Linked DNA regions of Homo sapiens: region 2 is linked to region 1. The links are chromatin contacts, found by Hi-C in ENCODE. All regions are on one chromosome and are shown on one strand. The core of a region is the stretch at or near the end of the contact, and the rest is flanking DNA. Distances in the headings are between cores, read along the strand shown. Region 1 overlaps GMDS-DT (GMDS divergent transcript). Region 2 overlaps GMDS (GDP-mannose 4,6-dehydratase).

Evidence for each region. A loop is a pair of places that touch in the nucleus more often than their neighbours do. Pooled maps may share reads with other maps.
Region 2: a loop to region 1 is called in a pooled map, with 2.6 times the contacts of the local background. The contact joins two enhancer-like sites. A Hi-C loop is called at or near these places in 1 of 168 maps with a recorded cell type or tissue (endothelial cell of umbilical vein), 2 of 37 single-sample maps with no recorded cell type and 7 of 50 pooled maps.

What each region holds. Positions count from the first base shown.
Region 1 is chr6:2,349,249-2,356,231 of GRCh38, reverse strand. All of the region lies in intron 4 of GMDS-DT (GMDS divergent transcript), which reads right to left. Among named protein-coding and RNA genes, the nearest start is that of GMDS-DT, 110 kb to the right of the region's middle. Within about 2 kb of position 2,176, at least 2 of the 41 ENCODE cell types and tissues checked have a DNase peak (open chromatin) inside an H3K27ac peak, as active enhancers do.
Region 2 is chr6:1,767,081-1,774,063 of GRCh38, reverse strand. The region is part of intron 7 of GMDS (GDP-mannose 4,6-dehydratase); the gene reads left to right. Among named protein-coding and RNA genes, the nearest start is that of FOXC1, 160 kb to the right of the region's middle. Within about 2 kb of position 3,528, at least 4 of the 41 ENCODE cell types and tissues checked have a DNase peak (open chromatin) inside an H3K27ac peak, as active enhancers do.

The sequences.
Region 1 (6,983 bases), core at 927-3,426:
AGAAGAAAAAGACCAGGAAACTTCACAGGCTGCTCTGCTCAAAAAGAAGATTAAAAATACCCACTAGAAGAATTAGGAAACAAATACAAGAGCACCTTTTTCTTTAATTTCTCCACTTTCCTCTTTCCACATATGATTTAACACAAGTTTTGCCATAATAGGCTGTCCTTAATAAAGACAACACAGAATGAATTAATAAGTGAATGAATGAATAAAAAACAAATGATTGGATAGAATGGTTCATCATTTGGGATCAATATGTCTATGAAGGATAGTAATGAAAGTATAAGTAGTTGTCAACAGTTTCCCTCTTCTTTCTCACTCAGCAGCAGCCACATGTTCTCACTGTCCTTAAGCAGATCTAGTAGTTGCGTGGAGTGCTAAAGTCTAACTGTGAACTCATCTTTTAATGAAGACGCTAATTTTTAAATCACATGGATGCTATTGATTTGTTTGGCATATCTCATGCATCAATACATATAACATGCATCATCACATACTATAAATTTTTTAAATGTATAGACCCAAAAGATTGTTTTAAGACATAGTAGACCCAAAGTGGAACAATGAATGTGTGAACAACAGTCAAGAAAAAAGTTTAGTTAGTGCTTCATGAGAATACTCATTCAATTAGGAAGTACACCCACTGCTTACTCTAACGTACGTCCTCGTCCTAACTCAGAAACACATTTTGATACTGAGATGACTTCCTTGGCTACACAGGGCCTCCATTTCCCCCCAAAAAGAGGGTTGGATCAGGTGGTGGTTATGGCGTCTCCCAGTTCAAAAAGCCAACAGCATCATTTCAGCGAGGAGTAGTTTAAACTAATGTTTAAAGTATTACAAGTGCCAAGCACTCCAAATAGACTTTAACCACTAAGTAAGAAACCCTGGGCTATTCTCCAAGAGTCTTAAAACTTGCTTAGAGTCCAAGAAGACGGAATTGCTGAAAATAAGTTGTGTTGCCTTAAGAATAGGAACCAAAATATGGTTTTAACCAAAATATTTGATTTGTGTGTTAATACAGACACACTTTTTGTTCTCTGTCCCAGCTTTTAATATTACAAGTCATTTTAAAGTCTAAAACTACGATCAATGGGTTTTTAATGTCATATTTCTCTTAGATTGTTGCTGTTGTTGTTGTTGCTCGGGGTTTTTAATTTCATTTTTCACTAGAAATCTTAGAAATCTGTCAAAGAATAAAGTATGTCTTTGGGCATATATACTATACTTCAAGTTACATGCATTGGAAATTTTACATATGGTATTATCATTGCTTTCAGATTTAGATATTTCAGCTAACACACACGTAGACTTCCCTAAATCAATCCTACCCCTCCACTACCACCTCCACCACTGCTTTTCAAAGGATTTAGCCCATTACACAAATGTTGCTTATATGTATTTCTTCCAGGCAGCTCCCATTGTCTGCAAGTACTCTCTTCAAAAACAAATTCAAAAGTAAAGTTAAATGCAGTCATATTACAGAGATAGCAGCAACAATATTTGGTTAACATAACTTCCCAAAATGTAATGTGTGGTTCGAATAAATTTGTTGGGAAGTGAATGTTTGCAGTAGAAGAGTATAAGCAGATATAAACATCAGAACCTTTACGATTAAATCAACAGAACGCCATTGAAATGTTCTATATCAATGAAGAATGGCTTTAAAGTACAATGCTTTAGTAAACACAGACCCTCACTTTAATCAGTAATTTTAAACTTCCCTTTCACCAAACATTTCACGAATGCCTGCCAGCATGAGATATAATCGGTTAATGTAAGGTTCACCCTCTTCTCCTTTGTCTCCACTATACACATATTTTGAAAATGGAAAGACAAAAAAATGGAAACCAGGGTATTTACAAACGTAATTATTAGCACCACAAAGATCCATAATTCCCATTATTTTATACGTATATTGGAAATGGTTTGTAGCTGCATATGATACCAATACGTATTCACTCCTATCAAAAGATAACAGTCACACCTAAAGGCACATTTCTGTGAAAGCCATTTCACAAAACAGGAAAAAAACTGAATTTTGAAATGATAGAGCTTTGCGTCCTTCTGCCAGGTGTTTTATTTTTATCACATAGTTTCTGTAAGAGAAATTTAGGCACAAATAGTCTTTCTCAATTAGGCCAGCTGGTGGCGGTGTTGACTGCATACCAGAACAGCCTAAACCTGGCAAGAGCTTCTCATTGTTTCAGAAGAGTATTTCCCAAGAAATACAAATGAGTTCATCTTATCTGTGTTTTGAAACTTTCAAAGATATTATTCCCTCATATCAGCGACTACTGTGAACTCCCTTTGTAAAGCCTGATGATCCGTCTATTTCTCTTGGCTCTGTGTACAGCATTCAAGAGACAGGACGTGTTTCATTTCCAAGGCTTAGTTAATCGATGGATATACATTTTATCTGTTCACAGCTAGCACCACTGTTTACCTTGCCCATGACAGGGCTTTGAAACTACATGGGAATTTTCCTATAAGCAGAAGAAAGGGCAACATCTGCATGAGAGAAACACAAGTTTATATTCGGAGTTAGAAACATTAAAATCGTCCAGGCCGCTGTCAGATTAATGTGTATACAGACCCACTCTGGGTATGCAAATCAGGATCTTCCCACGAACTTCTCTTTAATTGTGCTTTTACTTGATATGTCCTTATCTGTGTGTGTGTGTGTAATCTGCCTACTTAATGGAACAATCTCTGACACCAGGGCTTTGAATCATGCCAACAAGATAAACTGAAACCGATCATATTGTCAAAGAGGCATTTATAAATGTAAATACTTCTGTATAATCTGAATAAAATTTTCTCTTTCTTTATTACCAAAGTTCTCAGGTTTACTTACATGCTCCTCTCCTCTCCATATGCATTGCTGAGTTAGTTGTTCATTCCTTTTCTGTAGAATAGAGTTGGCAAATTTTTCTTAAAAGATCAGATCATAAATATTTCAGGCTTTGGGGACCAAGAGGTAAAGTCGAGACTATTACGTGGGCACCTACATAACCACTTAAAAACGTAAAAGCCATTCTTAACTCAAGAGTAGTACCAGATGCAGAGGAAGGACAGATTTGGCCTTGCAGGCCAAAGTTTGCCAATCATCTTCTAGAGAATAAATTCTATCATGGGATGTATGTATATTTTTCCAGTAAAATCCACAAAGACTGGCAGAAAAAAAGACTCTAGCCTGTATATGATGTTAAAATTTTTCTAGTTAAAAATTTTCCAATTTAAAGCTACATATTAGAATTTGATACTAATCATTTATACTTTTTAAAAATGCATACTATTATCACTAAGAAATAAAAATCCTGGACCTGAGATCAGAAAATTTGGCCCAAGAGACACTCATAATGCTGCACAATGGGCTGTGTGTGGCGACAGGGGCAAGAGAAGACAACCAGAAACACCCCCAAATAAATAACCATAATGCTGTGCACAACATACCAAGCACAGCAGGCAATTTTCAGTAACCACCTTATAGCGTGTTTTAAAACTTAGTGTTGACAACACAACATTTTTTTCTTCTTATCGTTAAACATTTTTAGTTTTATTTGTTTTAACTGACTAATAACAATTATACATATTCATGGAGTTCATAATGATGTTTCAATACATATAAAGTGAGTGATCAGATCAGGGTAATCAGCATTTCCATCATCTCAAACATTTATCATTTCTTTGTGTTGGGGACATTTCATAGGCACCAATACCTTAAATTTTAAATTTAGAATTTATATATTTTTGACAATTATTAGCACTGTAGGTTTTCAAGAAAAGATCCCCCTTCTTGCAGACTTGGGACTGTGCAGGGAGCGCTCCGGAGGCCAGGACAAAGGGTATCAGCGATGGGCTGGTGTTGATGTCTCTTCCCTGGAGATCTGAGAGAATGAGGAACTAATCTGTTGAACTAACTTAGAATGAATCATGAGTTTTGGGTTCACACTTTGTTTTTTTTTTTCCTTTCACCAGCAGCATAGGGTATTTTGCAAACTAGATTAGCTAGTAGAAAAGGAATGGCATGAAATAACAGACTCACTCAATAATTATTTGACTTTGCAATATGGTCAAAAATATTCTCAGAAGCTTACTTTTTGAAAATGAAGAAAAGAAACTTGATATGCCTGCATGCTGGGCCCTGACTTAGAGCTAATAGGGACCTTCAATATCATCCAGTTCAGCCCTCTTAGTTCACAGGTGAGTAAATGACAGCCCAGAGCACTTGAGTGGCTTGCCCAAGGCCACACAGCAAGGAACTAGCTATTCCAGGCTGATGCGTAATCAATCTACTTAACAGCAAACTTTCTAGCTCCAGGGACAGAACCAAAAGCAAGTTATTTTTCTTGAAATGAATGGGTCTTTACTTAGACTCACAAGGTAAGAGTAAAATATGAGCTATTTTGAATGCTTTCCAGCATTGTCCAGAAACCCAATAAAAATGGGAATTAAGGGATACAACTCTCACTACTACTCCAGATAGGATAGGTGCAAGCTGTGGAGAGCCGGGGGTTCGGGGGGAAGTGGGAGGTGGGTGGGGGTTTGAGAGCTGGCCTGCAGATGCCCAGGAACCTGAACCCTGCCTCCTCCAGTGGTCACCAGCCACACTGTGTCTGAGGGTCTCCAATGCTGGCAGAGACCTGCAGCCTCTGTCATCGCCTCAGACTGTACCATTCAGCAGCCACCGGGCCCTCCCTTTTGTGGAATCAAAGGGAAGCATCAGGAGAGACCAGGCATCTCAAAGCTGGGCTCTCCAAACATCACGAGATCAACTCCTTAAACATAGGAAGCCAAGCCTCTCGCCCTTCACATTTAAACATCTCAAACTGCTGCGTTCTAATCAAGTCAAGCAGCCAATGTTGTTTTTAACATTTAGAGTCTCTACTTTATGGGACACTGTGATCCATACAATAAATTTTTATCACAAGCTGGCATTTGCTCAACAGGTTCCTGGCTACTGAAGTGGATTACCCTTGGGCCCTCTATCAAGATGGCTTCATGTCTGGATTCCAGGTGACTTGGATAGTTTTCACTCTACTAAACCACACTACCTATAACGCACCTGATCTCCCTTGAGTGTCAGAGTTGGACATCCTGCCCTGTAGCACCATAACGACAAGAGAACCCAATCTTGTAGAGTCAGTGTGATGGTCTGGGGACATAGGAAATGCCTCTTTCTACACAGAAGGAAGATTATATTACGTAGTCCTGGTGAGTTTTTTCCCCATAATTGTCATCCAACATAAACGTCAGTCTCCATACATACGGCCAACAAACACGTGAAGAAATGCTCAGCATCACTGATCACCAGAGAAATGCAGGTCAAAACCACAATGAGACACCATCTCACACCAGTCAGAATGGCTATGGTTAAAACGTCAAAAAAATAACAGATGCCGGTGAGGCTGCAGAGAAAAGGGCATGCTTATACACTGCTGGTGGGAATGCAAATTAGTTCAGCCCCTGTGGAAAACAGTTTGGAGATTTCTCAAAGAAGCAAAAATAGAATTACCATTCAACCCAGCAACCCCATGACTGGGTATACACCCAAAGGAAAATAAATCACAAAAGACACCTGCCCTTGTATGTTTATCACAGCACTGTTCTCAACAGCAAAGACATAGAAACAACCCAGGTGACTATCAATAGTAGATTGGATAAAGAAAATGTCAGCCGGGCGCGGTGGCTCACGCCTGTAATCCCAGCACTTTGGGAGGCCGAGGCGGGTGGATCACGAGGTCAGGAGATCGAGACCATCCTGGCTAACAGGGTGAAACCCCGTCTCTTTTAAAAAACACAAAAAAATTAGCCGGGCGTGGTGGCGGGCGCCTGTAATCCTAGCTACTCGGGAGGCTGAGGCAAGAGAATGGCATGAACCTGGGAAGTGGAGCCTGCAGTGAAGCCGAGATCACACCACTGCACTCCAGCCTGGGCGACAGGGCGAGACTCCTCTCAAATAAATAAATAAATAAATAAGAACGAAAAAATATCAAACTTATACACCACGGAGTACTACAAAGTCACAAAAAAGAATGAACACGTCCCCTGAAGCAACATGGATGCAGCTGGAGGCCATTATCCTAAGCGAATTGACACAGAAACAGAAAACCAAATACTTCATGTTCTCACTTCTTTTTTTTTTCTTTTGAGACAGGGTCTTGCTCTGTCTCAAAAGCCCAGCCCAGGCTGCGGTGCAGTGGTGTGATCACAGCTCACTGCAGCCTCAATCTCTCAGGATCAAGCAATCCTCCCACCTCAGCCTCCAAAGTTGCTTGGACTACAGGTGTATGCCACCATGCCCAGGTAATTTTTTAAAAATTTTGTAGAGACAGTGTCTTGCCATGTTGCCCAGGCTAGTCTCAAACTCCTGGGCTCAAGTGGTCCTCCCACCTTGGCCTCCCAAAGTGCTGGGATTATAGGCATGAGCCGCCACACCCGGCCTGTTCTCACTTATAGGCTAAACCAATGTTTAGCTTCACCACAAAAGGACATGAAGACGGGAAAAATAGACACTGGGGACTCCAAAAGGAAGGAAGCTGGGGGCATGGGCTGAAAAACTACTCATCGGGTACTATGTCTGCTACTCGGGCAATGGGATCATTAGAAGCCCAAACCTCAGCATCACACAATATACCCTTGTAACAAACCTGCACCTGTGCCCCCGAATCTAAAATAAAAAGTAAAATTGAAAAACAAATACATACATAAATAAACAAAATGGAAAAAAAAAGAAATGTCAATCTCCCCTTCAAAATGCAAGGTTAGGACATTTTCTCAGCTGACTACTGAGCTCCCAAGGTTTTTATTTTAAACTAAATTTAATGTTGACAAATATTTACAACTATTTCCATTTGGATGCTGTATATACTCTATACTACTGTAGCTGTTATTAAGAATATTATGTCTATCATTTTTCTCCAAAAATTTCAGAATGTTCTATTAAATCCTAACACAAATTTCCCTCAACCCTACAT
Region 2 (6,983 bases), core at 2,279-4,778, 580 kb after region 1:
TTCTTCTTTCAAGATTTTCTTCAATTAATTTTTGTACGTCATGTTTGGCTTCAAATAGTTTGTCATTTCTGTGCTTTAAATTAAAGCTACTACTCAAAATTCAGTTTAGTTCCTGTTTTTCAAAAATGTACAGTGTATAGTGGTTTGAACTTTTGACCCAATAGTAAATGTTTGAAGTCTGAGATACTCATAAACTGTTAATGGATTTGATATTTCTTAAAAACAAGTCTACACCCTTTCATGTGAAACTCTCCTGGGTGCTTCCCAAGGAGACTGAAATCTTGATTAACTCTTTCCTTCTTGGAATAAGATATAATTACCTCCACGGTAGTTTCTTCCTTGCAAATCCTCTCAAGAGGAGTGAAACGGTTAGAATTCCTGTGTCAGACACTCCCCAAGGAGAACTGGGCCAGTCCATCTGACAGCCATCGATGCTGCTCAGCACAGGCCTGTTTCCGAGCCAGTCGAGCCCTTCTCTGGCCCACTGTGAAGCTGTCACACCACACGTGCTCAGATTTCCCTCCGATGTGCACGCACCTGCCCAAGGGCAGCCCTCTTCCTCCATGAGTGTCACTCTGCAGGTTGTAGTCCCCAGGCATCCCCAACCACTTTGTGAAACGATTTAGCACCAACATGTATTTCATGCCTAACACTTCAACATTGCTGAGCGCTAAACATTCTAAGCAGTGGTCAGAGCTTTCGTTAATAACCTTGTTAAGAGAAGAGAGTTGTATTTAGAGAATTATTCAGTAAATGCTGTTACTTTCAAGGAATATCATAACTATTGAGAAAGACCTTGGAGAACCCAAATAATATAGATATTGCTCTCAAATAGTAGACTTCTCTTAAAGTTAAAAAAAAAAAAAAAAGAGGACCCTCTGTGCATTTTCTAACTGCCTTGAATGCATATAAAATGTAAAGGCCATGCTCTGTTTTTCCCCTTGAATTTCTGCTGCCTTTTTTCATCATCCAGTGAGTTAGTCTAAACCCTCCTTGCCAAGAGCCTCCTCTGTCCTTGCAGTTTGCTTTAACCCTGCCATTTGAGCCTCATGTTTGCAAATAGGGATTAGCAGGCTCTGTCATTCACAAAGTAAGAATATGATTTTACAATATTGGTTCCAGCTAATGACAGTTAACTGCTATTTTGCTCTGAAACATCCATTTCAGCTTAAGCATGAGGAATATTAAACAGGAACACAGAGGTAGTATTTTCAATAAAACTCTCTTTCTAGAAACTAGTTGTTGCTGACAAGCCACCACCTACAGAACAGTGGAGAGGAAGCGAAGCGACCCTGAGTCCATGCTTGTTTTTGTTTTTTACGTTTGGTGTCATCACGAACCCTGACCAGTTTTTCAGCCAGGCTTCGTCTGCAGTCATCAGCTGGTTTTCAAAGTTCTTATATGCCAGTCCCCACGAACGTATACTCCCCCGTGCTTTGCTAGTCTAGATAATCCAGCACATGATGGCAGATGATGTTGCACCCCAAACTTCAGTGGATGACCTCTGCATCTCTGTTCAAGCGTTTTTTACTTTAATTGAAGAAATAAGTAGAATTTGTAAAATGTCTAACCATTGTTGGATGCAGTTCCAGTACCCAGTGAAATCCTTTAATGGCCCCTTTTGGATTTGAAACTTGCCTTTTCTCTTTATGTGCAGATTCAAATGGAGGGGGTATGCCATGTTTTTCTCTGGGGATTAAAAGAAAGGACTCAGGAAATTATGTGCATCAGAATTTCTCCACACATACTACAAGCACTTTCCAATTATAAGAAACATGTTTTTTCTTTTCTTTAGCATATTCCTTCCTTGTCCTACCCTCAGGGGTTAAAAAAGAGAGAGCTCATGCATTGGATTTTGATTATGGTCTTCAATTCATTGTCTCCTTCTTCATTTTCCTTGTAACAGTAACTGAAAATAGCATGAGATTTTGGAGATTACAAAAGGGCAGTGTATACTTGGACACATTATTGTACTGTTTTCATAAATATCATTCTTCTAGTCCCTGTAAGCCCAGACCTCAGTAAGGCTACAGGTTTCCGCTCACAGGGCTGTTCTTTCTATTGCTGTTGGAAATTACACAAAAACCTTCTTTGCCTGCTCTTCCTTTTCTTTCTTAGACTCTAAAGTTTCTCCTGAGACTGATTGCCTCCTAGATATATGTTCGTGTTTCTCAGATAGCTCTTCTCTTCTTCCCCTTCTTGGATTTTTACAGTATTCATAGAGCTGAGCTTAAGCATCATACTGTACCAATAGATGCTGATAACGTAGGATGCTTTTCTGGCTGGACATATCAGATATTGTCAAACTCCAGCTTTCAGTTGGACCACTTCTTATTTCTGCACTGTGTGACTTTGACAGATCAGCGAACATCTCACAGGTTACAGTAAGATTTGCACAAAACTCAGAAATGTGTCATGAGGAACAAATGACATCTGCATGAAGGTGTTTTGCAAAACAGACAGTGCTGTGTAGCTGTAGGATGCATGCATCCAATTTACTCAGAGGAAATGGCATCATCAGTGCACACTATTGTAGCCACCATTGTATTGACTCACTACTATTTGCTTGGCACCGTTCCAGGCACTTCACACTCCTTTTCTTGTGCATTTTGTTTGGGCCTGCAAAGGAGGCATTGTTATCATAATTTTACAGCGGAGGTGACTTGCCAGCGTCACAGTCATTAAGTAGCAGAGCTGGGATTCAAACCAGAGTGTGTCTGAGGCCCAGGCCTTCCTCATGGTTTCTTTCAGCATCCTAAGTTAGGTTGAAGAGAGTGAGGAGGAAGAGAAGACAAAGAAACCCCCAGCACAGCCATCCTCAGTGGGATGCATCTGGAACTGAATATGATTTGTTTGACTGTCTGGAAGCTGACACGCTCCAGATTAATCACACTTTCAGGCTTAGATGGCTTCACTCCAAAAGAATATTGATATTTTAACACCAGGGAGGGGCTATTTTAGCATATTCTGTGTAAGAAATAAGTGACTATGCCTTATAAACATTTCACTTATTTAATTTATTTAATTTTAGTTTGTTTATATATCCTATGAAGACATGAATAGCTCATTATTTTACATATATCAAAAATATCTGGGACTGCCTGAAAATGGAAATTAAATAACACTTTTCATAAACTCACAGTCAGAGCTCCATGCTGCAATGGCAAATGCCTCTTCAATTATTACCTTGGCAGTTTTCTTTCTTATTGGATCATCATTTTAAAATACCTTTTCAGAACAGTTGACTGGATGCTTTTGGTATGCAGACTCCTGATTAAGTGATCTTCTATCCTCATTAAGAAGACCCTTTTGGATGTTTCTGACTAATCTTCTGCCATCTCACTTTCACTTTCCTGGTATAAATTTTTGGTTTACTACTCAGTGGTTGGCTCTCAAAACAGGAAAGCAAGTTTGACTTCATAAAACCAACAGCTAACACTTGCACAGTGGTTTACCACTTACAAAGCAAGTACTGTTCACTCTCATTGTCTCACTCCCCACACCGTGGGGTCATGGCAGGGACTCCAAATCACCAAGGAGGAAACGGCCATCCCAGAGGCGCTCTGCAGCAGCCGCGTTGATGGTGTCTGTGGCTTCACCCTATGTGTGCTCCACGGTCAGATTCTCCGCTGCCACAACAAGATTCGATAGTTCCTTGTGTCCCACACAGCTTTACGTACAGTGCCTTACGCGTGGTCTTCAGTAAACACATGCAAAATTGAAGCATCAGTGAGTGAAAGATCACTGGAAATTGTGGCTTTCTCTCTGAAAATCCAAATTTCCTAACCTAGGGTCTAAAACTGTCTGTGAATTTCCTCAAGTCGTAGGTAAAAATGTGTTCGTGTGTTGGCTCACACATGTGTGCAGTTCTCAGGGAAGAAGATATCCTCATTTTTCATCAGATTCTCAAAGGAGTCCATGACTCAAGTAAAGTTAATAATAAGTGCTTTTAAAAATTAAACAGAGAACCCCAAAATGTTGTAAGATTTTAGTTAGCATTCATAACAAAAGATATCAATCATTAGAAAGTTACATTTAGGCTGGGTGCGGTGGCTCACACCTGTAATCCCAGCACTCGGGGAGGCCGAGGCGGGTGGTCACTTAGAGTCAGGAGTTTGGGACCAGCCTGGCCAATATGGCAAAACCCCATCTCCTCTAAAAATACAAAAATTAGCCAGGCCTGGTGGTCCACGCCCATAATCCCAGCTACTTGGAAGGCTGAGGCACGAGAATCACTTGAACCTGGGAGGTGGAGGTTGCAGTGAGCAGAGATCACGCATTTTTTGGTTGTGGAGATCACGCCACTGCACTCCAGCCTGGGTGACAGTGCAAGACTCCGTCTCAAAAAAAAAAATAAAAAATAAAAAACATTTAAACTCTGTGTTACCTAAAGGATATCAAAATTTTGTGTCTGTGCTAATTGATGTTGGTTTGTTAGAGCTTTAAACTATTGAGGTCGAAGCTTGGGCTTCAGTCTTCCTCCTGGCCAATTAATAGCCTCGTTAAGTGGCTGAGGATTTCACTGAGTCCTGCCAGTCCCCTTGAAAATGCCCATGAGGGGTTAGCAAAAGGGAAGGCAGGGAATTACAGAATGCCAATCAATTCCATCCCTGTGCTTCCTGGGTTGTTTGTGTTTTCATAGCTTCAGTGTGAATATAACTTGGATTTTAGCTGAGAAGTAGCTTGACACAGGTTAAAGTGTCATTTTCTTTATTTCCTCCAGCTTTGAGAGAATTTGTTACCCCAGTATTGGACATTCCAGAATTCTGTTTACTCACAAGTTAGACTGCATACCTTCTGTTACACTGGTTGCTTCTGGGAGAAGGATCCGCTTCCTCTTTATCTCCGTAAACCCAGTTCTATTAGTGTCAGTTATTGTCGTGAAGCTTGAGTGAAAGTCGATCACACAGAATCACCAAGTCAAAATAAAGGACTTTTCTAGGAACGAATTACATCAGTAGATAACCTAACTTAAATTATAATATACTAGTGAATAATTTTTTATCACTGAGTACTTTTCTCTCTGTAGAATATAGTATAATCAGACAGAGTAAGCTGTTATTTCCTCTCCTGGGCATATTATTCTGTATCTTTTATCTCTTACAATATTGAAGGAATATTAAAAGGAACTCAAAATGAATAAGCACACAAAAAATGAGAAATATAAGCATAACTCTTTTAGTCTGTAAAATGTCAGTAGTTAAATAGGAGTTGTGAAGTGCCAGTTTTTACAAATTATGAATATTCAAAAGATACAAAAACATGTTTAAATCAAAGCAAAATATATAGATTGAGTATTCCTTATCTGAAATGCTTGGGAACAGAAATGTTTTGGGTTTTGGAGTATCTGCATTATACTTACTGGTCGAACATCCCAAATCCAAAAACAGAAATGCTCCAATGAGCATGTCCTTTGGACGTTAAGTCAGCACTCAAAAAGTTCAGATTTTGGAACATTTCAGATTTCAGATTTTTGGATTGGGGTACTCAACCTGTATATTATGTGACAGTGACTAACAAGAAACATTTATTCATGAAGGAATGAGTAAACGTAGTACCTCCTTGGTTGAAGCAGGAGTTCTAAGGTATGTACCCAAGTTTGAATTCTTCAGTATCTTATCTGTCATATATTGGTAGTAGCTGGCAATATTGATCCCTTTTTTGGAGCTGTTCTTCCAATTAAATTTTTAGAAGCAAATGCTGAAATCATCATCCTTGCACTTTTTGAACATATCCTATTGATTATACTGTCGTTCTAAATATTTACAATGTATTCTTTCAAATATTTGTGGATATAATAGAAAGCATGTCTCTATGACATTGTATGCTTTACTGAAGTGACATTAGATATTCCCCTGTTTACACACATTCATATGGTTAATGACTCATGTTACCTATTAAGGTTTCCTGTTTCCTGATTTAAAAGATATTTAAAGGCCTCAGTACTGAAATGTTTATTTTTACCTCTGGATCTTCTGCTTCATATAGTAACATATACAGGCTAAATACCTATTTTAACACCACCAGACCCACTTTTTACCTTTATTATGAAACTAGGGTTTGGTCAGCTGAGGGCAAGCTGTATGCATAACATAGCTGGCAGTATAGTCGGTGAACTGTCACCGAGAAGAGAGTCAAAATGTAAACACTGAGCAATTCTACAGCAGCTTAGAGCCGGGATTAACTGGGATCACCTAGTATTCTGTTTTTAATGAAACTCTCTCCCTTGTATTTTCATGTTTGGGAGAGAGTCCAAAGTTATCTCATGCTAATTTAGTTAGGCAGTGCCCTCCGGGGATGTCACAGGCTTCCCTGACCTCTCCAGAGAGAGATTCAGTGAAGGGATGAGGAGAATTAAACATTCCTGAGAAATTGGAAAGCAACAACCCCCAGAGAATTTGCAGAGAAACTCGCTCCAGACTCGGCTGCCAGAGACTCAAGTCACCTTTTCAGCACTTGCTTAACATCTCTCTCAGTCCCATCTGGCTTGACTCAGAGGTCAGTCTGGGAGACTCGGGAGTGGTGGCAGCTCAGAGAAGAATTCAAGGGAGGGCCACCAATAGCACATTCTGCTCTTGTTGCTTGTTTTTATCTGAAGTACATTTGAAAAGATGGACAGGGCATAAGGTTGAAGTAATAACTTGACTTTGCTTGGCCATCTTTTTTTCCTTTTAACCCAAAATTTACTTTAAGGTGAACTGGTATTTTTATTTCCCAAATAATAAGTTCCTTGATTCTTGATGACTGAAACTTAAGAGTTGTTGTCGTTTCTGTTATACAGGACCTCTGTGACTAATTATTTTGTAATTAGCCATTTTACAAAGGATATTTTCTTTTATGCGTTTAATGAAATTTGGGGGGGTGGTGGGTGGAAAATATGTTTCCGGTTTTAAAATCATATTCCCTTTGTGGTTTACATTTCGTATATGAAGAATTTCAGAAAACTAGGAAAACAAAAGTATTATTAAATATTGAATCTGTAT